Linked DNA regions of Mus musculus: regions 1, 2, 4, 5 and 6 are each linked to region 3. The links are chromatin loops, found by intact Hi-C in ENCODE. Cell type or tissue: heart. All regions are shown on one strand. Region 1 overlaps Ralgps2 (Ral GEF with PH domain and SH3 binding motif 2). Region 2 overlaps Rasal2 (RAS protein activator like 2). Region 3 has its middle 2.5 kb from the start of Gm39683. Region 4 overlaps Ralgps2 (Ral GEF with PH domain and SH3 binding motif 2). Region 5 overlaps Sec16b (SEC16 homolog B (S. cerevisiae)). Region 6 overlaps Gm30568 (a long non-coding RNA gene).

Region 1 (4,000 bases), 170 kb before region 3:
TAGATTATTTTGTCAACTATGTTACTAGAAATGGTCAAATGACCGAATCTTAACCTGTCGCTTTGTGGGCTTGTATGTAATATTTAAATACCATTTCCAATGTTTTTACCGCTTGTCTGGCTTTATAATCCTGCCCTGTGCATGGTTGCTTTGTTCAGGCATCCACTCATTCTTTCAACAGGTATGTAGTAAGTAGATGATTAGATGAAATATATTATATGTGTATGAATGCAAAGAGGAAGGATAATGCTTTAATTTTCTTTTAAAAATGTTATTCTTTAACATCAAGGAGCTAAAAGAAGATAAAATAAACAGTGTGAAAATGCCACTTTGTGGGAGATGTTAGGCAAGGAACCTTTTGTAACCCAGATATTTAGCAGAACCCATTCTTTTGAAATTTCTATCATAATAAATTGAACTTTTGTGATCTATAAATAGCATGGATAATCATGTAGTCCTGTACCCAAAGTGGTCCAATTCATAGATACTCAACATTTCAGTTGGCTACTGAATAGTATACATTTATTATTAAATACATGCAGCAGAGTGAGGCTGACAGTTACTGGTGTTGAAGAATAAAAGCCAACAGTACAAACTGAAAGTTTTCTCTATAAACTTCAAACTAGAATAAACTGTGTAACTGCAGCTGGAGTGAAGATGGAGAGGCAACAGAAACTGAAACCTTGTTGTTAGATTGAAGCCTAGAGGCTTCCCTAGTCAGAGCAACTGAAGCATGACTTGATGAGTCAAGAAGTAACAGCATAGTGGTATCTGGGAAACTCAGCAATGACCTGTGACGCTGGCAGCAAGTCTCTGTGTTCCCTAGTGGAAGCATTACAGTATAGACTTCAACACAGAGAAGAGTGCATACATAGACTCAGGTGCTAAAGGAAATAAAGTTTCGTTACATCAGAGGCAAAAATATGCAGCTATGCACTCAGATCAATCAACAGGGAACTTTTTTTGTCAGCTTTTATCCCTTGTTTGTTTATTAAAGGGAAAAAGAAAAATACTTTGTTTGGTATTGGAAGAACCCATGAAAAGATGGTCATTTTGGAGGCTAAATGGTTGATTGGGTGCAGTTTAATGGACCAAAGCAAGAGTCTAATGCTGCATATTTCAAGGTTTTCTGTCTAAGGGCTGATATTGCTTGTTTGAAAGAAACCAGAAGACAGCCAAATAAATGTCTTCAGAAGTAGAAAAGAGAGTAAGTTGAATTAGCGAACTTAACTAAGAAAATAGTTATTATGATATTTGTAGTCATGAATGAGAGTGCCACTTTATATTCCTAGGAAAATGAAATAAACTACAATATATATTTGTTTCATTTAATTTGTCTTGAGATGCATTTTTTTTCAGTTTCCCACATAATGGATTTTAATATAACTCATGAAATATTTTGTCTGACAAAATAGACAAAAACAGGCAACAGGGTTACTGTGGATTTGTGGCCAGTCTAAGTTCTAATTTTTTTTTTTTTTTCCCGAGACAGGGTTTCTCTGTGTAGCCCTGGCTGTCCTGGAACTCACTCTGTAGACCAGCCTGGCCTCAAACTCAGACATCTGCCTGCCTCTGCCTCCCAAGTGCTGGGATTAAAGGCATGCGCCACCACGCCCGGCATCAGTCTAAGTTCTATGGTTAGTTTAAAACACACACACACACACAGATTGAAAGCAAGCAAAAAAAAAAAAACCTTATTCAAGTGTATTGATGCTTATTTTTAGTCTGTATTACCTCTATTCAGTAAATAGTAATAAAATTTATATATCTAACATGTAGGGTAAAGATATAATCTTTTTTACAATTAAATAAAAATCTTTTTCTTAACACTAGGGGGCTCTCTAGATTTATGGATTCTTGTTCTATGTCACAGTGTAGGAAATCACTTGAAAACATTTTATTACAAAATGAGTACTATTGCCAGAAAATATTAGATCACCTTAGGCTCTAGTAAGTTCTAGACCAGTCTGGTTTGCAGAGCAAGGTGCTGTTTCAACACTACCCCCTTCTACACCAGGAGTAAAGTTGAAAGCAGGTAAAGGAAACAAGATTGAATTGTATTAATGCATAATGCATTATAAAGCTGGGTTTTTTTTTTGTTTGTTTGTTTTGTTTTTTTGGTTTTTCGAGACAGGGTTTTTCTGTGTAGCCCTGGCTGTCCTGGAACTCACTTTGTAGACCAGGCTGGCCTCGAACTCAGAAATCCACCTGCCTCCGCCTACCGAGTGCTGGGATTAAAGGCGTGCGCCACCACGCCCAGCTTAAAGCTGGGTTTAAAAATACTTACTTGTTTAAGATTGGGTCTCACTGTGTAGCCCAGGCTAACCTAGAACTTTCTGTGTAGCTTAGGCTGCTCTTGGGCTTGTGATCTCTGACCTTTGCCTCCTAGGGTCCAGGTAACAGGTGTGGCTCATCGTACCCAGCACAAGCTGTTCCTTTAGATAGCAAGCAAGTATCAGCCTCATCCTAGCAGTGGCCTGTATGGTGAGATAGTGTGAGCTAGAAGGAAGTTTCGTGCTCTTTATTGCCATACTGATTCTGTAAATGGTTCCTAAATCCTATTAATTCAAATGTATTTATTTTAGAAATTTAACATGTGCTTGAAAGCTGCTGTCAGCAGTTATAATTTTGAAGTTTTAAAACCCCAGGAACATGTTTTGGTCTGTCTGAGGAATAGTCTTACTCTTTCTGTGTTAGGATTTTCATGACACTCACCAGATATACTCTGATTGCCAGCAGTGTATTTAAACAGTTTTTGTCTTTTTTTTCCCCCTTTATTTAGAAGACTATTACATTTAAACTTTATGTTCATTAAGTAGATAATGAAAACGTTTGCACCCTCACTGCATTGCTACAGGAACATATTTACCATATGTAAGTGCATCTTAGCTCAGTCTTCTTCAGCACAGCTCTGGGAAGTAGATACTCATTGTTGCACATTTTATACATAAGGAGACAGTAAGAAAAGTTGACTTGTTGTGTTCATATGCAGACTATAAGCAGTCTTGTTTCAGAGCTCTTGATTTCTTTGGGAGTTGGAGGGGAGTTTGTACTAGGAATTGAACCTAGATCCTTAGATGTACACATTCTACTACAGAGCTGTATCCCCAGCCTCCCCTCTCCCTTTAATAAGTTGTCTAGTCTGCCCTTGAGTTTGAGATCATCTTGCCTCAAGACTGCTGCCTTGCTGGGATTGCAGGCTTGCATCGCTAGGTCCAACAGAGCCCAAGCTTTGTAGAGAAAGGGTATAATAGACTTGGTAGAGTTTATACTTACTGTGTGTGGTAAATAGTCTAGAATACCCCAACTTACAGTTTCTTTTATGATAAAAATAGGTATTTAAAGTTGGAAATGAACTTAAAGTCTGTTTTCCCTGTTATTTTATGGAAAAGAAGAAATTATACTATGTTATTTAGGAAAGACGGTAAAATCAGTGAACACTGTGATTTTAAGGTGGAAAGAAAGAATGGTGTTAATGGAAAGAATGCCTGGCTAGCGTCTTAGATGTCTTGAGTCACGATTCTCTGTCCTCACCTGCCCGATGCTGCCCCAGAGGCTGTTCTCTGTGCTGGGGAATAGCAGTGACATTTTTTTTTTTGTCAGAGCGTGAGTACAGTATTTTCCCTTAGCTCGTGTTTTCAGTGGGATAATGGGTTGAGAGTATTCAACAAACCTTAGTCCCTCCACACAAATGGACATGGCTTGCATTGTTCTTTTGCGACATGTCCTGTATTTTTAAGTGTTAGTGGCGTCTTGGTAGGGGAATAATAAAGGCAAGTCTCGTCTGCATTGTTAACCTAGAGGTTGCATCTAAAACTGGGAAACTGAGCTGGGGGATGTATTACTTTGCCACGTTTTAAATGCTTGTTATTTAGTTTAAACTAAAAACACTGTGCAGTCTGATTCGTTCCCTCACAGTATCACTTAGTGGGGAAAGTCCTAATTTTATTTCACCTGTGAAGACTGATCGTAGCGAGTGCTGGCACCATTGCAATCCTGA
Region 2 (4,000 bases), 540 kb before region 3:
TGTTGCCTGTTTGGAATTTTGGGTGTGTGTGTTTGTTTGTTTTAGACGATTATTTAAGTAATATTACTAAATATTTAAGTTTTAGAATCCATTGTAGGCTCTAGGGGTTAGAATTGGGAAAAATATGTATATAAACCCTAATTTTGTGAGCTGCTTTCTACTAAGGAGTCATAGACAATGACCCCAAGTAAAAAGTGATGTCATATTGCCTGATTTTGACAAGAACAAAGCAGAAAACAAAGCTGGGAGCAGGACTGGGGAAGCCTAAGTGTGTGGACAAACCATTTTAGCTTCCTGAGAAAGACCTGTTTGGTGTTTGTAATCACCTGACTGACATTAATATGCAAGTCACACTTACAGAAACTTAGGAGTAGGGAATCTAATTAGGAGAGCAGCTGAGTGAACAGCAGACAATCCCAGGAGACTAGAGGGAAAACAGGAGAGGACTAGGGTGGTGCCAGGCACATGGTCAGCCAGACCTTGAGGTTTGGGGTGGCTTGAGGCATTGATTCTTACTCTTCACAATGCCTTAATAGCAAAGGTGCAGGAATGGGGATGCAGAGACAAGTCAGGATGCTATTACAGTCACCTGGACAAGAATGAGAGCAACTTGAGTATTTACTTCCCTCACTATTAATCTCATGTTCAGCAGATTCCAACATTGATTTTATTCCATCCAATACTTTTTAAATACTTATTTACTTATGCATATGGGTGTGTTATCTGCATGTACATTTGCACACCAGGAGATGGTATCAGGTTTCATGGAACTGCAGTTATTAGACAGTTATGAGTTGCCATATGGGTGCTGGGAATTGAACTCAGGACCTCTAGAAGAGCAGCCAGCCAGTGCTCTTTACCTCTGAGCCATTGCTCCAGCACCATCAAATTCTTTTCTGGTGAAAATGTAATGTTTTCTGAAATGTTCATTTCAAGATTTAGAGAATCTAGTAAAACTACTCTTCCCCTTAACAATTTTCAGGTTTTAGTTTATTAATCAAAAGATTATACTTGAGGTCAGAGAGATGGCTTATAGTTAAGAGCACTGACTGTTCTTACAGAAGACCTACATTTGATCTCCAGCACCCATAAAGCAGATCACAACTCCAGTTACAAGGGATATGGCACCTCTTCTGGCTTCCATGTGTACCATTCACATGATATATAGTCACACATGCAGGCAAAACATATATACACTAAATATAATATTTTTAATTTTAAAAGACTATGTTCAAACTGTTCAGAGTTTTCACAGCGGATCCGGTTTCTTCAGATGACAGTATTCCTTGTCTACAAACAGTAATAGGAGTTGATTAGGTACAGGAACATAAGAGCTGAAATGTAATAAATGTTCATTTTTAGTTAGTGTAACTGTAACCTATGAAAGCCATCCTTTTAAACGAAATATTTCTATCATGCAAAATTCTGGAAATAGAGGAAGGTAAAAGCTTAGCAAAGGATGGTTTTATAAGCTTCCCATTTTTTGCTACTGCCATATAGTACTTTCTGATATTTATCATACATAGATCATAAGCAACCCAGCATTCCTCTTATGTGCACTTACTCCCTAAAGCTTGTCAGTTGTGATGGAACACTGACATTCTGCAAGCCAGCCTAATAGCAGAGCTACTTTCACCAACTGTCCTATCAGGTGTCCAGGTGACAAGAAGCCTTTCTAATTTTCTCTCTTATCCTCTCTATCTTGGCACAGTAGATTGTTCCTTTCTGTGAAGGTGACTAAGGGCACCTTTCATTAAATGTTATACAGTTTGCAGTTATTTTATAGTTTTCCAGCAGATGGCAGTAAAATGTCTCAAATACAGGAAAATTTTATTCAGGTCCTTTTTATAAACTGGGTTGTGGTTCCCAGTTTGCACATTCAAAATACAGGATTGGCACCTAAGTACAAAGTAGTAGAGTCCACTAAAATGACCCCTAGCTACTGCTTCTCTTAACCAGCCCTAAAGCACTGTTAATGTATTCTAATGTTAGTGTATACTAATTGATAATATCAGTACACATTAGGACATGTTAATATTAATAAAACACTGTTGTGATCGGAAGACCAGCTATGAAGAGCGAATGAGTGATAAACAATCAGGAACAGCTTTTAGCTTCATCCTGATTTCTAGGAATAGAAATAACACAGTGAACTTAAGCTTCTAATTATACTCCTTCCACAAGCCAAGTTAAGATATATTCTAAAGGATTTTACTTTGAAGACCTAGTCCTTCGAGCAAATGGAAAAAAAGAAAGGCAAACATTCATGCATGTGAGTGCACACCTGTGTACATGCCCATGCCAACACACTAAAAGCTAGTAGTAGTTAGATTATGGTAAAAAGGCATTTAAAAGAGCCAGATCTTGACGTGGTAACAAATAAACCACCCGTCATTCTTACTTTTTCTGCAAAATCTTACAACGGGAAAGTAGATGGTATCATATGATGATTAATTGATGGGTCATGTTCTCTTTCATTTTAGTGCTTTTCCTACTTATACATCTAGCCATATTTTCAGGGAGGGGGGGGGAAACAAATTCCCAGAGTATTTGGATTTTTGAGATACCAGGAAAATTAAAAGGAAGTTACAAAATAAACAAATATTTGAACATTGAAGGATAAGACTTTTCCTTCCTCCTCCCCTCACTGTTACTACCCGTGAAGCAAATGTTTGGACTGATACTCTCCTGGTAGTTTAATAGCATAAGAGGAGAGACATAATGCTGCTAACTTTCCCTAAAATTAGCAAACATGAAGTAACATGAAAGACAGTAAAATAAGCAAAGAACAGAAAAACAAGAGTCAAAACAAATAGTCAACTAGAAATTTAAAAATAATTTTCTCTACTCTCAGAAAGATAGTCTATCATATGCATATTGCCAGATATTTGATCACACTGTGAACTCCTAGATAATGTTACTTACTGAAAAGAAATGTTTCTAGTTGTGGTGTGGCTCAACCCTTAGCACACAGCTTTAGTCCTTAGCTTTGGAAAAAGACATACCTTTAGTATATACCCTTAGTTCCAAACAGTAAAGGTAAAGTTAGTTTGTGGAAGGAAGCACCCATGTTTGAAAGTGATGTCTAGTTGAGTGGCAAACAAAGTGATGAATCAGAGAAAGATTTGACAGAATAGGATCTGCCCCTCTCAGGAGAATGGAGAGGAAAGAGGCAACATAAAAGGAAGCAGCAGAGGGAGACAGGAAGGAGGCAGCTTTGCCAGGAGGGTTTTACAGAGACAGGTTAAAGAGGGAACAAGCTAGACACAGGCAAAGCCAGACTGAGCCAGAGAATGAGCCGGAGCCAGAGGATTAGAAGAGATTGTCAGAGTTAGAGGCCAAGCAGAGCGAAAAGTTAGAGGCTGGGTGAGAAACCAGGTTGGATCTATCAGTTTGGAGAGGAGTTTGAGCCAGAACAGTTGAGTTGATCAGCCAGCCAGAGTTCAGAAAGAGCTAGAAAGGGAGAGCTTATTCAGCAGTAAGTCTCAGAGACTGAAAACATTCTAGGCTTAGATAAGATTGTATGGAGTCTGGAAGCTTCCAGGACTAGTCCTAGGCCTAGGTTAGCAGATGGAGGCAGTAAACCTGGGAGACAGCATTTACATCAGCTGAATAAAAGATATATTTACATATGCATGTAACAAGAACTGAATGCTATGCAAAACACTTCCCTTTTGTGTACTTTTATTTGATACATAAATGTAAACACAGGACATATTAATGGGATTGGATTTTAATATACATGTTTATTGCATGGTGTTTAGAAGCAGGCTAAACATACCTGTGTCTTCAAACATTTGTCTATTTTTAATGATGTAAACTTTAAAAACATTTCTAGCTTTCTGAAATCTAGAGTGAACTATTTTTATCTGTAGTCACAATACTGTGTAAAAGTACATCTGAATTTGCTCATCTCTATGGCTTAGTACACATTGGCCAAGTACTCTCTTACCTGTCTAGCCTACATAAACACAAATCTACTTGGAACTTTATTGAAATC
Region 3 (4,000 bases):
AATCTCTCTTGAATTTGTAAGCAAACTCGAAAGCTACAGGTTTAAAAGCAATGTTGCATAAATTTAGATCAATCATTTTGTAAAAAGGCTATGCTAGCTAGTTATTCTTTTATCTTTTAAATAGAAAATGACATTGTTGGTATTGGAAGTGATTACCAAGGCCTTTTCATCCAAAATAAATGGAAAAACATTGCAGATGTGTACCAGCTTAAAAAATGCTAATTTCTGGGGGCAGGTGAGATGGCTCATCGGGTAAGAGCACTGACTGCTCTTCTGAAGGTCCTGAGTTGAAATCCCAGCAACCACATGGTGGCTCACAACCATCCTTAATCGAATCTGAAGCCCTCTTCTGGTGCATCTGAAGACAGCTACAGTGTACTTACTTATAATAATAAATAAATAAAAATCTTTTTAAGAAATGCTAATTTCTGGATTTTTACAATGTTTGTGGTATTTACCTTTAAAAATTCATAAACTGATGTGACATGGTTTTTCATTCTACAAGGTGTTTACTTGGTTTTTTGTTTTTTGGTTTTTTTTTTAAGATTTATTTACTTTGGTTTCACATGTATGAGTATTTTGCCTGTGTGTATATCAGTGCATCATGTGTGTGCAATGATGCCTGAGGAGGCCCTAGCACTGCAATTACTGGCAGTGGCCATGTGGGTGCTAAGAGCCAGACCCAGGTCCTTGGGAAACACAAGTGTCTAACCCACTACTCCAGCCCTCTGTTACTTTTCTTGCAGAGGCCTCTAAACTTCAAACTCTATAAAAATCTAGATCTGTGTCCAGCCCAGGTACTGTCCACCAACAGTCAGTCCTGGCCGTAGGAACTCCATTTGGCCCCTAGCCCACTCCCTCTCAAATTCTCTGCCTAGTCCTTATCTCCAGACCCTGGAAGCCATCTTCATCTAGAGGCTCAGAAGCCAGAAGGCACATGGGCCAGTGACACACTTATTTGATTGATAGGCCTCTAGGTGTTTCCCTTCCAAAAAGATGTGTGTGGCTAGGCACCTGGCTAGCCATTGGATTAGCACCGCTTGCCTTCTGGTATAGGGAAAGCCCAGAGCTAAGGTCTGCCTTAAGCCGGGACACCAGCAACACCCAAGGCTGAGTCCCCTGTAGTCACGGCTCAGTGGATAAAAACACTTCCCACCCACTATCCTGGGAAACCATGGAAAGGTGGAAGGAGGGAAACAACTGTCTTCCCACACGTGTGCACACACAGAGAGACATTAAATGTTAAAAAACGATCAAACAAGTCAGATGGTAGTGGAGCACACCAGAGACAGCACATCTCTGTGCGTTCAAGGCCAGCCTGGTCTACAGCGTGAATTCCAGGACAGCCAGGGCTACACAGAGAAACCCTGTCTCGAACTCCCCACTCCCCTAAAGAACCCAAAATAAAGCAAAACAAAAATCAAACAAACAGGACCAGCAAGAGTCTGTGGTAGACTAGGACCCCATGTATACTAGAGGGGCCTACAGCTGCATATTTCAGTCTTCCTCCCTATTATGACAGACCTCCTGCTTGCTCTGTGGCAGCCCAGGTGAGGGTGGACAGAGCTAGCCCATGCTGCACCTGTACTGCCCCTGTGGCTCAGCTCAGGAAAGCCATGTGATCCACCACACCACAAGCTGAAGACCCTCACCCTCACTATTGGTCCCTCTGACCTAAGGAAGCCACCTGTTCCCAGTCTCAGAGAGCATTTTGCAGTTATTTCAACTCTACAAAAAGACTTTAGAGAAAGCTTTGAGTCCCATTGCAGATCTCCTGGCCAGGCCTAAGAGGACACTGACCCCATGTGGCCATATGTAGAAGTGCAACGGGAGAGGGGGAAAATTTACTGTCTCCTCCGATAGTTTCAAGTCTGAGCAGGACCATGATTTCACGGACCACCTGAGCACATCTAGGAGGTGGGCAGCTGTGTTTGATGGACAGGTAGCTTCAAGATGTGCTCAAAGCACACAATGGATTTTGATAGGCTGAGAGGGAGCTGTGTATGTTTCTCACTCTTTAGGCCACCTTGAGAGGTATGTCCCGAACATAGAGTGTTAGTAATGTGGAATGGACACTTGGACGCACTCCTGGACCGTAGGTGTTGTCTGCGCCTGAGCAGAGGCAGAATGTCAGACAGCACACAAAGGGGGCAGAGAAGCCAGCTGCTGCTCACAAGGGTTTCTGTTAGGCCAAGCACTGAGTTGAGTGTTCTAGAGGTATGCGTTTCCACCCCCAATTCCGTGTTCTTTCCCTGACCACAAGCTGTCTAGAAGGAAGTAGCCTGAGTTCTACAATCAGGACTAGAAGGAGTCTGGAGAGATCTAAGCAGTTGTCTCACTCTGACTCCATTTAATTCTTGGTGCATTTTTGTCAGGCCCCGTCGTTCTGGGCATGTCTTCTCCAACATTGTGATTAAGTTTCTATAAGAAGATGCCATGCCTGGGACAGATAAGGAAAGAAATGTTCAGGAAATTGAAATAGCTATGTCTTAGATCACAGCCACTTGAGATATAAGAAGCCAAGCTAGGGGCTGAAAAATATCACAATAAAAGTACACACTGGACCTTGGCAAGCCATAGCTTCCAAAAATAAAAGCCAAATACCTAACCAGCTTCTGCCTTACTTCCTCAACACACCCTCCACACACAAATGCCCCATTCATCAGAGCCGTCACCTCAGCAAGGGAGATCAGGTTACCCCACACTCACACCGAGCCCCTGCTTCCGCAAGTGAAACTAGGTTACCCCTTTCCAATGACATCCCTGCTTAAAACTTTCTCTGGCATCAAAACAAAGACAAAACAATTTCTCTTACCTGAGGCTTCTTGCTTGTTTGCTCTGTTGTTGGTGGTGGTTTTTTTTTGTTTTGTTTTTTGTTTTTTGGGGTTTTGTTTTGTTTTGTTTTTTTTATTACGGTTAAGACACAATCTCATGTAGCCTGGGCAACCATGAGCTGTCTATCCTGCCTCAGCAGCTCAAATAGTGAAATTACGTTAGAACCTTGGCCTGTATCTTTAGGTCAGATCCCATGACAGGAATCAAGCCGTGCCTCCCTACAGCTCTCTGGGACAGAGTTGTTGTTGTTGTTGTTGTTGTTGTTGTTGTTGTTGTTGTTGTTGTTGTTGTTTTAACAATCTATGCTGCTTCTGACAGCCTTTAGTTTATAATACCTGGCTCTCTCACACTTTGCCACGTATGCTGTGTTGAACTAAATCACGTGATGTGAAACTTCTGCCATTTCTAAAAGGCTGTAAAAGTCAGAGTTCATCTTTGTTTTTTTTTCCTTGGGATTGGTCCAGAGAAGACTCCTCAGGGAGGTTGCTCAGGAACATACTCTAGTCTGCTTCTGAAGAGGCTTTGCCACTCCCCACCCCCACCATCCTTCTCCATGACAACTACCTCTCTCTCTCCCTCCATCCCTTTCTTCCCTCCCATATCTCTCATTTATTCTTGTTGTGCGTGGGGCCCTTGGAGGCCACAGGTGTCAGGTCCACCCAGGGCTGGAGTTACAGGTTAGGCGAGCCACCCAACATGGGTGCTGGGACCCAAACTCAGGTTCTTTGTGAGAGTTTTCTTGCTCTTAACCACTGAGCATCTCTCCCACTTCCTCTGTCTTACACTTTTTTTTTAAGATTTATTTATTTTGTGTATATGAGTACACTGTAGCTGTACAGTTGGTTGTGAGATGGTTGCTGGGAATTGAACTGAGGACCTCTGCTCACTCTGGCCCAAAGATTTGTTTATTGATTATATTTAAGTACACTTGTAGCTGTCCTCAGATACAGCAGAAGAGGGCATCTGATCTCATTACGGATGTTTATGAGCCACCATGTGGTTGCTGGGATTTGAACTCAGGACCTTTAGAACCTCCTCTTTCTTACTCTTAATGAAGCGAGCTTCTCTCCAGGCTTTAAAGGGAAGCCTCCCCTTCCCTCTAAGGCCCTGTCATGTTTAGCTCTCTATATATCATATTATTTCTTTCTAATGCTCCTTCTACCCA
Region 4 (4,000 bases), 140 kb before region 3:
AAGCGTCCAGAATCCTGCTGTCTCTGCAGACCCTTCCACCCCAATCCCAACGCTGTCTTCCCAGCTTTTTACATAATGCTTGAGATGCAAACTTCTTGGGATCAATCTCGGGTTGCCAGCCTCGAAGTTTGGTGGCTTTTTTACCTGCTGAGCCATCTTGTCGGCTTCTGATAAATGGTTTTTAAGTCTGTTTTGCTTTGTTTGCTTAAATTAGGGCTTCATTGAATTCAAAGACATCACAAAACTTTTTACAGTTTATGTGTTTGTGTATACAGGTGTGTTTTGTCTACATGTGCATCTGCACACCAGAAGAGGGCATAAGCTTCCATTACAGATGATTCTGAGCCACCATGTGGATGCTGGGAATTGAACTCAGGTCCTCTGGAAGAGCAGCCAATACTTATAACCTATAAACCATCTCTCCAACGCCATCACAAAACTTTTAAAATGAAATTTTTATTTTTTAATTTCATGATATTTTCTTCTAGTTGTAAGAAAACCATAGTCAAAAATAACTATAGCAAATCTATCAAGAAGAATTTAATGTTAATTTTAGTCTTGGAATTTCTTACCCTTTGGTTAATTTTTATTTTCAGGTAAGCTTTTGGGTTGTAAGAGAGATTCTCCATGCTCAAACACTGAAAATAAGAGCAGAAGTTTTGAGCCACTATATTAAGACTGCTAAGGTAAGTATGACTTGATCTTTAGTTAACCCATTCAGAATTGTTTTAAGTGATTGTTTATTGGTCCTAGAAAATAAGGCCTGTTGAGTACATTGAACGCCTCTTTTCTCTGCCTTTCTCTTTATTCTTGGTCACCCCCCTGCCCCATTTATCTAGTCAAGGGTTAGATTATGGTAAATTACAGTATTTGTCAAATATTAGACTATATTGATGGAGAAAGTCATGTAGTATTCACTTGAAGAATACATAATGCTTTTTCTTACTTGGGTTTTGGTTTGTTTTGTTTTTTTGTTTTTGTTTTTTTTTTTTTCTATTTATTTATTAAATTGTGAAATGAACCACTCAGCTATATAGAAAATAAGACTTTGCAGGCTGGAGAGATGGCTTAGTGGTGAGCAACTGCTGCTCTTGCAGAGGACCCAGGTTTACTTCCCAGCACACAGTTGGTGACATGATGGCTCCTTCTGCCTTGCACGAGCACCAGGCACTCAAGTGGTCCATGGGCACACATATATGGAAAACACTTATATACATAAAATAAAAGCGCATGAATCTTAACAAAAGACTTTAAGACCTTGAACTTGTGTTTTCCAACCTCTAACTCCCAGGACTAAGATTATGGGTGTGAACCACAGGCCTCTCCTCGAGTCTAGTTTAAAAGAATAGCACATACGACGCTAGCAGGAACACTGAGTAGTTGTTGAGAGGCATAGATAATAAACAGAGTTGGAGAAAGCAGCATGGTTTTCAAGGATAATCTGGGTTTCAGAGGGAGGAACAGAAGATTGCACAGGGAGACAGTAAGATCAACTTGTAATGACTCGAAATTCATGAGTGTTGATGGATCCAGAATTCATCATTGTTTGTTATGCGTGGAATAGTCAGGTCTTCCCTGACCTGTGAGTTGAGAGGTGGGAGAGTAAAGCAGAGAAGCTCTGCTTATGATTTAAGTTGGACTTCTTCCTATATTTTCCCTGAGCACAGGAAACAATCTTATTCTAACATTCTGTGGCACTAGGTGGCAGGACTAGCCTTCCTCATATATAAGATTTTACAGACATGTTAGAGGAATTTTTAAAAGCATTCTTTGTAAGATGTTAGGTAAGTATTAGTTTTTAACTAAAGAAAGTAATGGCTTTCCCCATAGATTCTGAGTTGTTTTTTTCCCCCATTTATTTGTATGTTTTTGTCCATACAGACTACAATTTTTCTTACCAAATGATTTCTCTCCAGACTCTCTGACCTATATTTGACAGCCTTTGCTTTTATTGCAAGCCCCAATGCCCTGTTTTCCTTATTACTATTAAATCATATTCTGACACTGTGTCTTTTGTGTTCAGTTTGTAATAAAGGCTCACGTAGGTCGTACCCTTTAATATCTGTTATAGTCAGTATTCTCTAGTGAGAGAACCAACAGCACTCTGTACAAACAGTGTATAGTGAGTCACATACAAAATGCAAAACAAGATTTAGGAAATCAGATCCAAGTATTGATGGGACTGGCAAGTCTGGAAACATTATGGCATGACAAGCCGCAAACTCAGGCAGGAGCAGAGGCGGAAGGTGCCATTTCTTCTTTTCCTTCTAGGTCCTCTGCATGTTTAGGCATCCATCAAGTCTAGCATGGCACTTAGTCTCCAGTAAATGTTTAATATACATTCCTTTAGTGACTAGTTCCTCCGCTGGATTATAGAATCCTGTGTGAAGGTTTATCTCCTGTTGCATGTGTATTGTTTTGTTTCAGTTTGCTCTTTTTGGTTTTTCAATTAAGTGCTCACTATGGGGCTTACCTGGTTGCTTGAGAAAACTGTAAAATGACTAATTTTTAGATACCACTTTTAGGGTAGAAACTATTATGTGGTATGACAAAAATAAAATTTTGAGAAACTAACAGCAAATGTAAAGTGGGTTTCTTGGGAAATAGTAGAACTTACTGTTTGTGTTTGTATACTATAAGAACAACATCCCATAATGTCAAGGGTCTTGAACATGAGGAAGCAGGAAATGGAGGCTGCACTAAAGACAGCAGGTTTGAACTCTAGCCCTGGGATAATAGGAGCACCGGGCAAGAAACCAAACCAAGTAGACCCTTTCTTATGACTTGGACCACAAAATAGATGACCAGTCATAAATCATTGCAAGGATACTCACCAGAACCAAGTGCATGGCCGTTACAGTCATGCCAGTTAACCTTGAGAGCAAGCCATAACTTCAGCTTTGTGAATATATTACCCATTTAGAGTTGGGTTTATTCCCACAGCTTGGGTGAAAGTGCCAGGGTAGAACATGAACATTATATTATAGGCCAAAAATAATTTACTGGGTATCCTAGAAGACAGTTTCCAAAAGTGACAGTAACAATAATAAATAGTTATTCTATCCACTGCCTAAATTGTGCTAATCTGTATTTCCCTGCAGTCATTTTCTTAAAAAAACAATCCTCTTCCCCCTTTTTCTTAAATCTTCAGAAACTATATGAACTTAACAACCTTCACGCACTTATGGCTGTGGTTTCTGGCTTACAGAGTGCGCCGATTTTCCGGTTGACTAAGACGTGGGCGGTGAGTAACTCTGCCTAGTTTAATGAAGCATAGACTTTTGTGCGAAGTAGAAATATTATTTGTTTCTTTTGTAAGTCTTAGACAAATATAATAGATAAGAATTCTTAAATTGTCTTGCACTTTGTTCTTTGAAACCAACATTTAAGACTTTTAAAACATTGCACTGAGCTTTTGAGGGAATGTTGAGGGCAGTGCTTATTTTGCTCTTCAGAGAATCATTTTCATACCTTGTTGATAATATCACATGTAATACTTACCTGATAATTAGAATTTAATTGTGTACAGATTATACTTCTTGTAAATCTGAAAATCTAAATCATGACCTTTAAAGTTCTTTTATTAATTTTGACTCCATTATTTTTTAGCCATAAATCTTGAGTATAGAAAAATCTCATGATAAACATGCTACTTTCTGTTACAACAGCCACCATATTAGGTTCTGTTACTTTGACAAAAGCAAAGTATGATTTTTGGCATGATCAGTATTTGTATCTCTGAGTAGAATGATACCATACTCAATCTTTCTAGGTTATCTCTTCCCCTTTTCTTTCTTTTATTTCTTATTTTGAAACTACGGCCTCGTTTAAGGTATCTTGCTAAGTCACCCAAAGTTGCTTTCAAGTTGGGGACTTCCTTTCTTGGCCAGTCAAGTAGCTGGAGTTATAAGCCTGATATACTAGCCTCTATGAAGGGGTGTGTGCGCGTACACACACACACAGTCTTTTTTTATAGCCCAAGCTAGCTTTAAAGTCATGG
Region 5 (4,000 bases), 800 kb before region 3:
AACTACTGAGCAAAAGGATAGTAGACGCGATTAACTACTGAGCAAAAGGATAGTAGACGCGATTAACTACTGAGCAAAAGGATAGTAGACGCGATTAACTACTGAGCCGCCTCTCCAGCCCTAGAACGTTTGGGTCTGCTTGACTGCAGAGTACTTCGTCTAGCACGTAAAAGGCACTGTGTTAAATTCCTGGTGCTATAAAAATAATAAAAGTGCACTAATCGAACATATTTAATGTTATTAGGGTATTTTACCATGTAATGTGAAATGTAAAAAGAAATCAACAATTATATACATATTCTTTAGAGTTGTTTATCTGTTTTGATACAGGATATCCCTTTATAGCTTAGGCTGGCCTCCTACTCAGTCTTGCTTACCTCAGCCAAATGAGTGTACCACCATGCCTGACACGTTTATGAAACTTAAACTGATTTTTTAATGGGGAAATACTGGAAGTAAATATATAAACACTGCAGGGGTGGATGGCATACACCTATGTATTTTTATTATTCTTGCTTTAACTTTCTGATCTTTTCACATGATCTAAAAGAAGTATATTCTGGCCAAATCATTGGAGGAGCGGGAGACTGGGTGAGGGATGGTGGTCCACGCCCATCTGAAGGAAGTCTGAGGGAAAGGCTCTCTCACCTTCTTCCTTCCGTAGTAGAGCAGCTTGGTGAATTTCTCCACGATCTGCGCTGGCGTATCCACATTGGGGGGAATCTCCCCAGTGAGGAGATCACGAGTCCCAGAGCTCAGTACCGGCCAGTCCTCGTCAGTCAGGTTGATGAGGTTGGCTACAGGGGGCTGCCTCTTGTACTTCTCCAGCTTCTTGCAGTCCTGCATCAGCAGCTCAGCAATGTCAGATCCCACCATGGACTGCAGGATAAAGAGAGTCATCCTGGGGGATGCTCCAACCAGTCCCCAGGTTGGGCCCAGGCTGAAGAAGGAAGACAGCAGGGTCTCTGACTTGTTCCTGAGGCAGTCGTGCAAATACACTGGAGATCTTTTATGAATGGTTGAATTTCAAACATCAGCTTCACTATCGTGGTTACTCTCTGCCTGTCCGCAGCCACAGTGCTTATTGGAACCACTCACAATTCCACTGGCTGGTGCAGTAATCCAGGGATTGTACAACAAACCCCAGCCAGCAGGGGGCACTCTCCAGGAAAAGGTTAGCATTGGCACACCAGTGTTAGAACCGGAGCTACACTCTCCCTCTGGGCAACAGTGCTACATAAAGACTGCTTTTTCTAACTGTGCTATATACCAACTCCCACAAAGACAACAACTTCAGCCCAGCTTCCATCTGCCCCCTATATCAAAGCAGTGACTTACCCCATTCTGTCGACAAAGGAGAACCAGCAGTTGCCAAAGTAGAGCTGAGTCTCTGCTCCCTGGTGTCTCAGATTTGAGACACTGCGTTGCTTTCTGCTGACAAAACGTCATGATATCCACCTTGTGTATGTCCTCCCTGTGGGACGATTCAGGAAGCAAGGCCTGAGCAGACTGACTCTCCCTGTACAGACTCTGTACAATGAACTCGCTAACATGGCAGAAGGGTGAGAGCCCAGGACTGGAAGTCTGGAATCGCAAGATCGTTTGTTTTTTGGTTTTTTGGGGTTTTGGGGGTTTTTTTCCTGTAGAACAGGGAGGAGTTTCAGAGATTCTCTTGTGCATCCTTCCATCTTTTAAATGAGGAGAGTAAACCCAAAGACCTTAAATGACTTCTCAGAAGGGTTCTGTTTCAAGTCAGACAAGACTGGGTCCATGTCTGGATTATGTAAACATCTCACTTGCTCTGAGCCTCAGTGCCATCCTTAACTTAGGACGGGACTTTAAAAACAACTGCCTGCATTAAAAAAGGGGGTAAGCAAACTGTATGGCATCCATCAAGTAAGTGCTTGTTAAATGTTCAAGAACATTCATACTATTTAATACACAACTTAGTTTTTTGCAAACCTGTAAGACATAGGGGGAAAAGGGTTAGGTACTTAAGGAATGACCCTTGAGATTTTCCTCTGACCTCTACATTTGTACCCACATACATGTGTGAGCGTGTGCTTGTGAGCTAGCTTCAGATTACATGTACAAAGAAGTAGCGACATTCACTGGCCTTCATATGAATAGAGTTTCACGGCCTTTGGAGTAGGCAGAGTGAGTGCTATATCATTTCTCAAGGGAAAAACTTAAAGATGGCTGATAAGCCAGTACTTAGTAGGCTACCTGGCATGCTGGTCCTCTGACACCCACCCACCCAGGACTCATCACAGCTAAAACCCGATGAAATGTGGCTGAAAATGCTACAGCAGTTCTACTTTATTCCTGCAGAGGGCAGACGTTCACAATGGCAGGGAGCTGGAAAAATCAGCTCAAGAAAAAGCCGTTTTAAGAACGTTTCTCCAGGCCGTGCTCCATTTCCCCACTAATCTCTATCAAGTCCTTGGAACACTGAAGCTTCCTACCAGCTAACCTCTATGAAATGGAACTGTTTTTAAAGGTCTAACTTGTTAAGCTTACTTCTCTTTCTCCTCTTCAAATATGAAACAGCTTGCTAAAATCACTCAGGTCATCTCTTTTTCTACCTACTGGCATAGAAAAATCTGGTTCAAATAAAATAGACATTTTCTTCCCTGACAACCAAGACCTGGCCAGGAAGAGTCCTCAGCTTTCAAAAGCCTTTATTTAGGAGTTGGTGACATAACTTAGTGGGGTCAGAGAAGTTGCTCTGAAAGCAAGAGAACATGAGATCAAATTCCAAACACCCCCATAAAAGCCAGGCATGGACAATGTGTTCCTGTAATGCCAGAGTTTGGGGGACAGAGACAGGCATATACTGGGAGCTCAGTGGTCAGACAGCTTAGCCAAAATGGCAAGCTTCAGGTTCAGTGAGAGATCCTCTCTCAAAAACTAAGAGAACAAAAGAAGATGAGGGAGAGAAAGAAGAAAACAACAGATGTCTTCCTCTGGCTTCCACATATGTATGCATGTGTACGCCTTCACACATGTGTGCATATCACACACACACACACACACACACACACACACACACCCTTAACAACACTTACAGTACTTTACCTAATAAGGGGCCCTGGGAAAGCTCTCATCTCCTCCTGATCCTCAAAATCATTAAGTAAAACCTGGAGTAGAAAATAAAATTAGGTCACCAAGATTCTTCCAGCCAGTCCCCACCAGCTGAATCCAGTCTCATATCCAGGGCTATGGTCTTGTGGTGTGGCTCAATGCCTTGTGGAGACAGTTATACTTGTTGAAAGATGAGTCACTAGCATCTCAGGGAAAATGTAAATCTAGCATCACTTCTTTTAGAGAAAAGCCCACCCATTCTTGCTCACAATCTAAGGCACATGTGACTCAGTTCCCCCTCCTGGAGATGCCCGGCCTCAAGCAAAGTGAGAGCCTGAGCGAGCCATTGAATTGAGCCGAGTACTTGCATCCCTGGAACCCAAGATAATGATTACCTCCATGCTGTGCACTTCAACGAGGGCCGTTTGTCCATCAGCAGGAGAGTTGGGGGGGACACACACTAGCTGGCCTCCTGGCCCAAAGCTCACAGACACATGGGGAACATAGAACCTCATAGGTGCCTTTGGAACTGTCGCTGAGGTGTCATCTGGCCAACAGACACATGGTGGACATCGTTAGGTTTATTTTCAGTGCTTTTTAGTTGATACACTACTGTTCCCATTCTACCTGGGCCAGGATGAGATGCTAGGTGAGATACTTGGTTAGAAAAAGTCATGCTCTAGTCTGACTTAACCCTCTAAGAATACGTCAGATTATAGTGCAAATGGTCCAAATGATAACGCACTCATCTCGGATTCTCAGCCACGGTCAGAGGACAAGCAGCCTCTGCAGCCAAGCCTCCAGACTAGCGTTCATACCTCCCCTCACTTCACCCAGTCCTCCCAGGTCCCCTTGTTCTCACATGTTGCCTGAAAGCACTCCAGAGCGCCTCCTGGCCCAACCTAACAATGACTGG
Region 6 (4,000 bases), 330 kb before region 3:
CATCCCCACTAAAGGGTCGCTCTCCACAAGGATATTTACAAGGCATCTCTGAACACACTCAGACTGGAAGGTGTCACTCCTCTTTCCTGGCAGTGAAACCCATTCATTTCCCATCCTCCCTGACAGTTCTGTCTCAGATAATAACTCCCCTCTTTTACCAAGAGAGAGAACCGGGTGGGTGAGATGGTTCAGTGGGTCAAGGTGCTTGCTGCCAAAGCTAAAAGCTTGAGTTTGAACTCCCAGGACCTCCATGGTAGGAGAAGAGTACCACCTCTGAAAAGTTATCCTCTGACCTATACAGCCATGCCACCGCACACCTAAATGAATAAATAAGTCAATAAAACAAATAATTAAATAATTGTAGTTTGGCATTTTTTCAAAAGAGGGAGCCTGACGTAGCAGTACTCTCTTGTAATCTCTCCAGTTGATAGCTGTGTGACTTCATACAAACTTTCTGTGCCTCAGTTTCCTCACCTGTAGAATGGGGACAATAATACTTAGCTCATAGAAATGCTTTGAAATTTAAAGACTTAAAAACTGTGCAAAGGGTTTTGAATTTTATTCGGCTAACAGTGGGTGTCAGCTTGTTCTACTCAAAACACTCAGGACAATCTATCCCACCCGTCCTTTGATTCTTCTTCCCTTATTTACACACCCAAATTCACCAGCAATTTCCATTCTTCCGATTCGAACCTCACCTGACTCTACGACTTTCGCGCGCGCGCGCGCGCGCGTGTGTGTGTGTGTGTGTGTGTGTGTATGTGTGCGCGCGCGCGCACGCGCACGCGTTGTATGTGTTCATTTGTTTGCACGTGTATGCATGAGCACGTGAGAGGTCAGAGGTTGGGGGAAGAGCTTGGATCACTGGGGTGTACTCTTAAGGAGACCCAAGGTCCCCAGCTTTTGCCATGAGATGCCATGCTGCTTTACCACGGCCTCAGGACGCAGCCCCACCTCTGAGGGCCCAAACCTCTGAAACAGCAGAATGAGTCTTCCCGAGGCTCCCACCCACTGCAGAACTGGATACCAGGTGGAGTGGCGATCTAGGCCGGCTCTCCTCGCTGAGTGCCACTCTGGCCGCCAGGTGGCGCTGCAGCACACTGGGGTGTTGCAGAGATGCACTTGTGGCTGCCTGAGTTCCGGTGCCAGCTGGCAGCATCCTCCGCCTAGGAGAGGATTCCCTTCTTTTCACTGTTCCCGTAGGTAGGCAAAGTTAGCAACGTAGAATAACCCTTCTCTTCTTGAAGGCTGAAAAAGAAAAGCCAGGAGCCCTTGGCATGGCCACCCTTGCAGGAGGCAGGTGTGGATGAGTCGCTTCCACTCAATGGGCATCCAGGACTAGAGTAAAGGGCAAGGACGGCTTGGAGACTAATCGCTGCCTGTGTGTAATGTTTAACCCAGAGCCGCAAGCTTCCATGTAGTAATAGTAATAGTCCTGAAGACGTCCAACTCTACCCTGGGCTGCCAGTGAACTGGCCTAGGACATGGGAAGTAGTGAGAATTTGAAGTCCATTGACATAAGTGTCACTAGCTGTACTATTGGCATTACCGCCACTGCCGTTTCTTTTCCCTGGAGGCAAGGGGAAGGCGTTTCAGGAATAACATTGGTTTATTCCTAGCATAAGAACCAGAGGAATGATAGTGCTGTGTGTTCTGGGCCACTTTTTTTTTGGTTTTTCTAGACAGGATTTCTCTGTATAGTCCTGGCTGATCCTGGAACTCACTCTGTAGACCAGGCTGGCCTCGAACTCAGAAATCCACCTGCCTCTGCCTCCTGAGTGCTGGGATTAAAGGCGTGCGCCACCACGCCCGGCTCTGGGCCACTATTCTAATGTGTTGTGTCCTGAAGTATGCCCTGGGAGAATGCCAGGATCAAGGCATGCATGCAGTTCCGATATCGCCCACGAGGTGGCGCAGGCCCCTGCGCTCTGTCCTGGGATTACAGAATTGATTTTAGCTAGGCTGGGCCAGTGAGTTAAATCGAGCACTAGACAGGCGTTTGGGGTCGTAGGCAAGTGAAGAGCTGTCTCCGCCCCCCCCCCCCCCCTTGGATTTGAGTCTCACAGAACAGTCACGGAGACCATTAGTTTTCCCAGGCCTCAGATGGACCAGAAGTGGGTTCAGGAGGGTGATGGGGTGAGATGACACAGTGGATCTGTAGTCAAAGCTAGACCTTAGGGTCAACTTTTGCTTTGATCTCTTGGCTGTATACCGCTTACTTCCAGAGCACCATCTCTGGGTTCTGACGCTTCTGGATCCATTTATAGCCTTTTTGTCCCCTTCCTGAGCCCTGGCAGTTTCCCCTCCTCCCCCTCCTCCCCCTCCTCCCCTTCCTCCTCCTCCTCCTCGCCCTCTTCCCCCTCCTCCCCTGCTTGGCCTCTCTGGTCAAGTGAGTGAGCCCGTCAGAAAACAGTATCCTTATTAGTGTTGAGACCTCCAACACCAGACAAATCCTGCTGTAAGGAAATCCCCGCTCCCTCCCATTCTCAGAACCTGTGTCCTGGGACTTCAATTCTTTTTCTTAAGCGCAGTTTTGCTCTGAGCCAGAGGTGTCTCCTCCAGTTCTCTGAGCCTCAGAAATCCCAGACCTCAGGGCTGTCAATCACTATTTCTTTATTCAGCATACCTTTTGAGGAATCAGAATAGATTCCTCCACCCCAACCCCGTTGGGTAGCGGTGATGGAAGCTAGGGTCTTCTACATGCTGGATAAGCTACAGTCAGCTACAGCCTCAGGCCTTGACTAATAAAGATTGATTTATTTAATGTATGTGAGTACACTGTCACTGTCTTTAGACAACCAGATGAGGGCTTTGGATCCCAATATAGATGGCTGTGAGCCACCATGTGGTTGCTGGGAATTGAACTCAGGACCTCTGAGAAAGTAGCCACTGCTCTTAACCACTGAGCCATCCCTCCAGCCTGCGATTTTTTTTTTTTTTAATTAGAAAATGCCTCAATATCTTTATCTATGGGTAAAAGTTTACAGTCACTTGTCTGGGTACTTTTCTCTCGCAGCGTGCTCTTCCTTATAGAATAGAAGGTTGGCTGATGAGCCAAGACTTCCAGTCTGGGGGTTTTATTTTTTGCATGATGAAAGCAATGTGGTATCATGGCCCTGCTAGCACAAGGAGTGATCTCTGGGGAAATGAGTCACCAGCACCTCCCTCCGGGTGGCTGTCCTCCCCCACCCTGGGGACGGGATGCACTGTACAGGAGGGAATCTTTGCAAGGCATTAACAATCTGGAGACAGAATGCAGCAACCAGGCCAGCCTGGCCTGTTGTTTTCACGCTTTGAGGGAGAAGTGAGAAATGCAAACCGGTCTCTTCACCTTCCCCGCAAATACAGGGCAGCCTTGCGCTAAGTCTCCTCTGATTTCATCTCCCTGGACACAAGCTGCCCAGTCGCACAGAGTCAAATCCAAACAAAAGATGACCGTCCATGCAGCTCCTCGAGGACCGGGGTTCTCTGAGTACATCGAAAGCAAGGGGGTGGGGGTGGGAGGTGGAGGGGAGGGGGTTGGGGGTGGGGAGGGGCCACGCCCAAGTTCTCACTGTGTCTAGAGACCCCTGGTCACACAGGCGAGGTACAGTTCAATCATACCCCAAAATTGGTTTTAAAGTTAAATTAGGTGTTGGGGCTTCAGGAGAGAGAGAGAGAGAGAGAGAGAGAGAGAGAGAGAGAGAGAACGAGCGAGAGCGCACGGCTGTCTCTGGTTTAAGGGCGCTCAGCTTGCTAAGGCTGCAGAAACTACAGAGAATATGTTTCCTGGCTCCCTCCCAGGCCACGGTCTCCTCAGGCCCCACCACAGGACCACACCTCCCTGCACTGACATACTGCTAGGTGCCAGCCACATACCCAATGCTTTAGTTCCCACAACTATCCCAGAGTTCTTGTCTGCAGATGAAGGCCAGGCCAAAGGATGCTTCTATTTGTCACCTCCATCAGATTAGTCTGTAGGCAAGCCTGTGGGGGCATTTTCTTTTCTCTTTTCTTTTCT

Evidence for each region. Peaks named below come from ENCODE experiments on the same cell type or tissue, not always from the same donor. Only the 100,000 strongest peaks of a DNase experiment are listed, where the experiment ranks them.
Region 1: a loop joins it to region 3, with 6 times the contacts of the local background. A loop is called at or near these places in 28 of 42 quality-filtered maps.
Region 2: it touches region 3 in a loop (2.8-fold over the local background); 15 of 42 quality-filtered maps call a loop at or near these places.
Region 4: it touches region 3 in a loop (5-fold over the local background); 21 of 42 quality-filtered maps call a loop at or near these places.
Region 5: a loop joins it to region 3, with 2.8 times the contacts of the local background. A loop is called at or near these places in 4 of 42 quality-filtered maps.
Region 6: it touches region 3 in a loop (6-fold over the local background); 41 of 42 quality-filtered maps call a loop at or near these places.

The regions. Positions count from the first base shown.
Region 1 is chr1:156,907,909-156,911,908 of GRCm38, reverse strand. The region is part of intron 1 of Ralgps2 (Ral GEF with PH domain and SH3 binding motif 2); the gene reads left to right. Among named protein-coding and RNA genes, the nearest start is that of 4930439D14Rik, 29 kb to the left of the region's middle. In heart, CTCF peaks have their summits at 1,629 and 1,828 (motif pointing right); no DNase peak of the experiment used is centred here.
Region 2 is chr1:157,278,780-157,282,779 of GRCm38, reverse strand. The region is part of intron 3 of Rasal2 (RAS protein activator like 2); the gene reads left to right. Among named protein-coding and RNA genes, the nearest start is that of Gm51654, 28 kb to the right of the region's middle. In heart, a CTCF peak has its summit at 1,788 (motif pointing right); no DNase peak of the experiment used is centred here.
Region 3 is chr1:156,739,882-156,743,881 of GRCm38, reverse strand. No RefSeq gene overlaps it. Among named protein-coding and RNA genes, the nearest start is that of Gm39683, 2.5 kb to the left of the region's middle. In heart, no CTCF peak of the experiment used is centred here; a DNase peak (open chromatin) is centred at 1,841; H3K27ac peaks cover 1,085 bases.
Region 4 is chr1:156,883,777-156,887,776 of GRCm38, reverse strand. Ralgps2 (Ral GEF with PH domain and SH3 binding motif 2) reads left to right here. Exons shown (of 19, transcript NM_001159967.1): 6 at 597-686; 7 at 3,152-3,244. Among named protein-coding and RNA genes, the nearest start is that of Angptl1, 47 kb to the right of the region's middle. In heart, a CTCF peak has its summit at 1,695 (motif pointing right); no DNase peak of the experiment used is centred here.
Region 5 is chr1:157,534,992-157,538,991 of GRCm38, reverse strand. It overlaps Sec16b (SEC16 homolog B (S. cerevisiae)), which reads right to left. Exons shown (of 26, transcript NM_001159986.1): 7 at 3,480-3,631; 8 at 3,079-3,140; 9 at 1,339-1,474; 10 at 649-879. Among named protein-coding and RNA genes, the nearest start is that of Sec16b, 11 kb to the right of the region's middle. In heart, CTCF peaks have their summits at 1,143 (motif pointing right) and 2,311 (motif pointing right); no DNase peak of the experiment used is centred here.
Region 6 is chr1:157,074,357-157,078,356 of GRCm38, reverse strand. The region is part of intron 1 of Gm30568 (a long non-coding RNA gene); the gene reads left to right. Among named protein-coding and RNA genes, the nearest start is that of Gm30568, 5.3 kb to the left of the region's middle. In heart, a CTCF peak has its summit at 1,889 (motif pointing right); DNase peaks (open chromatin) are centred at 1,126 and 1,896; H3K4me3 peaks cover 408 bases; H3K27ac peaks cover 304 bases.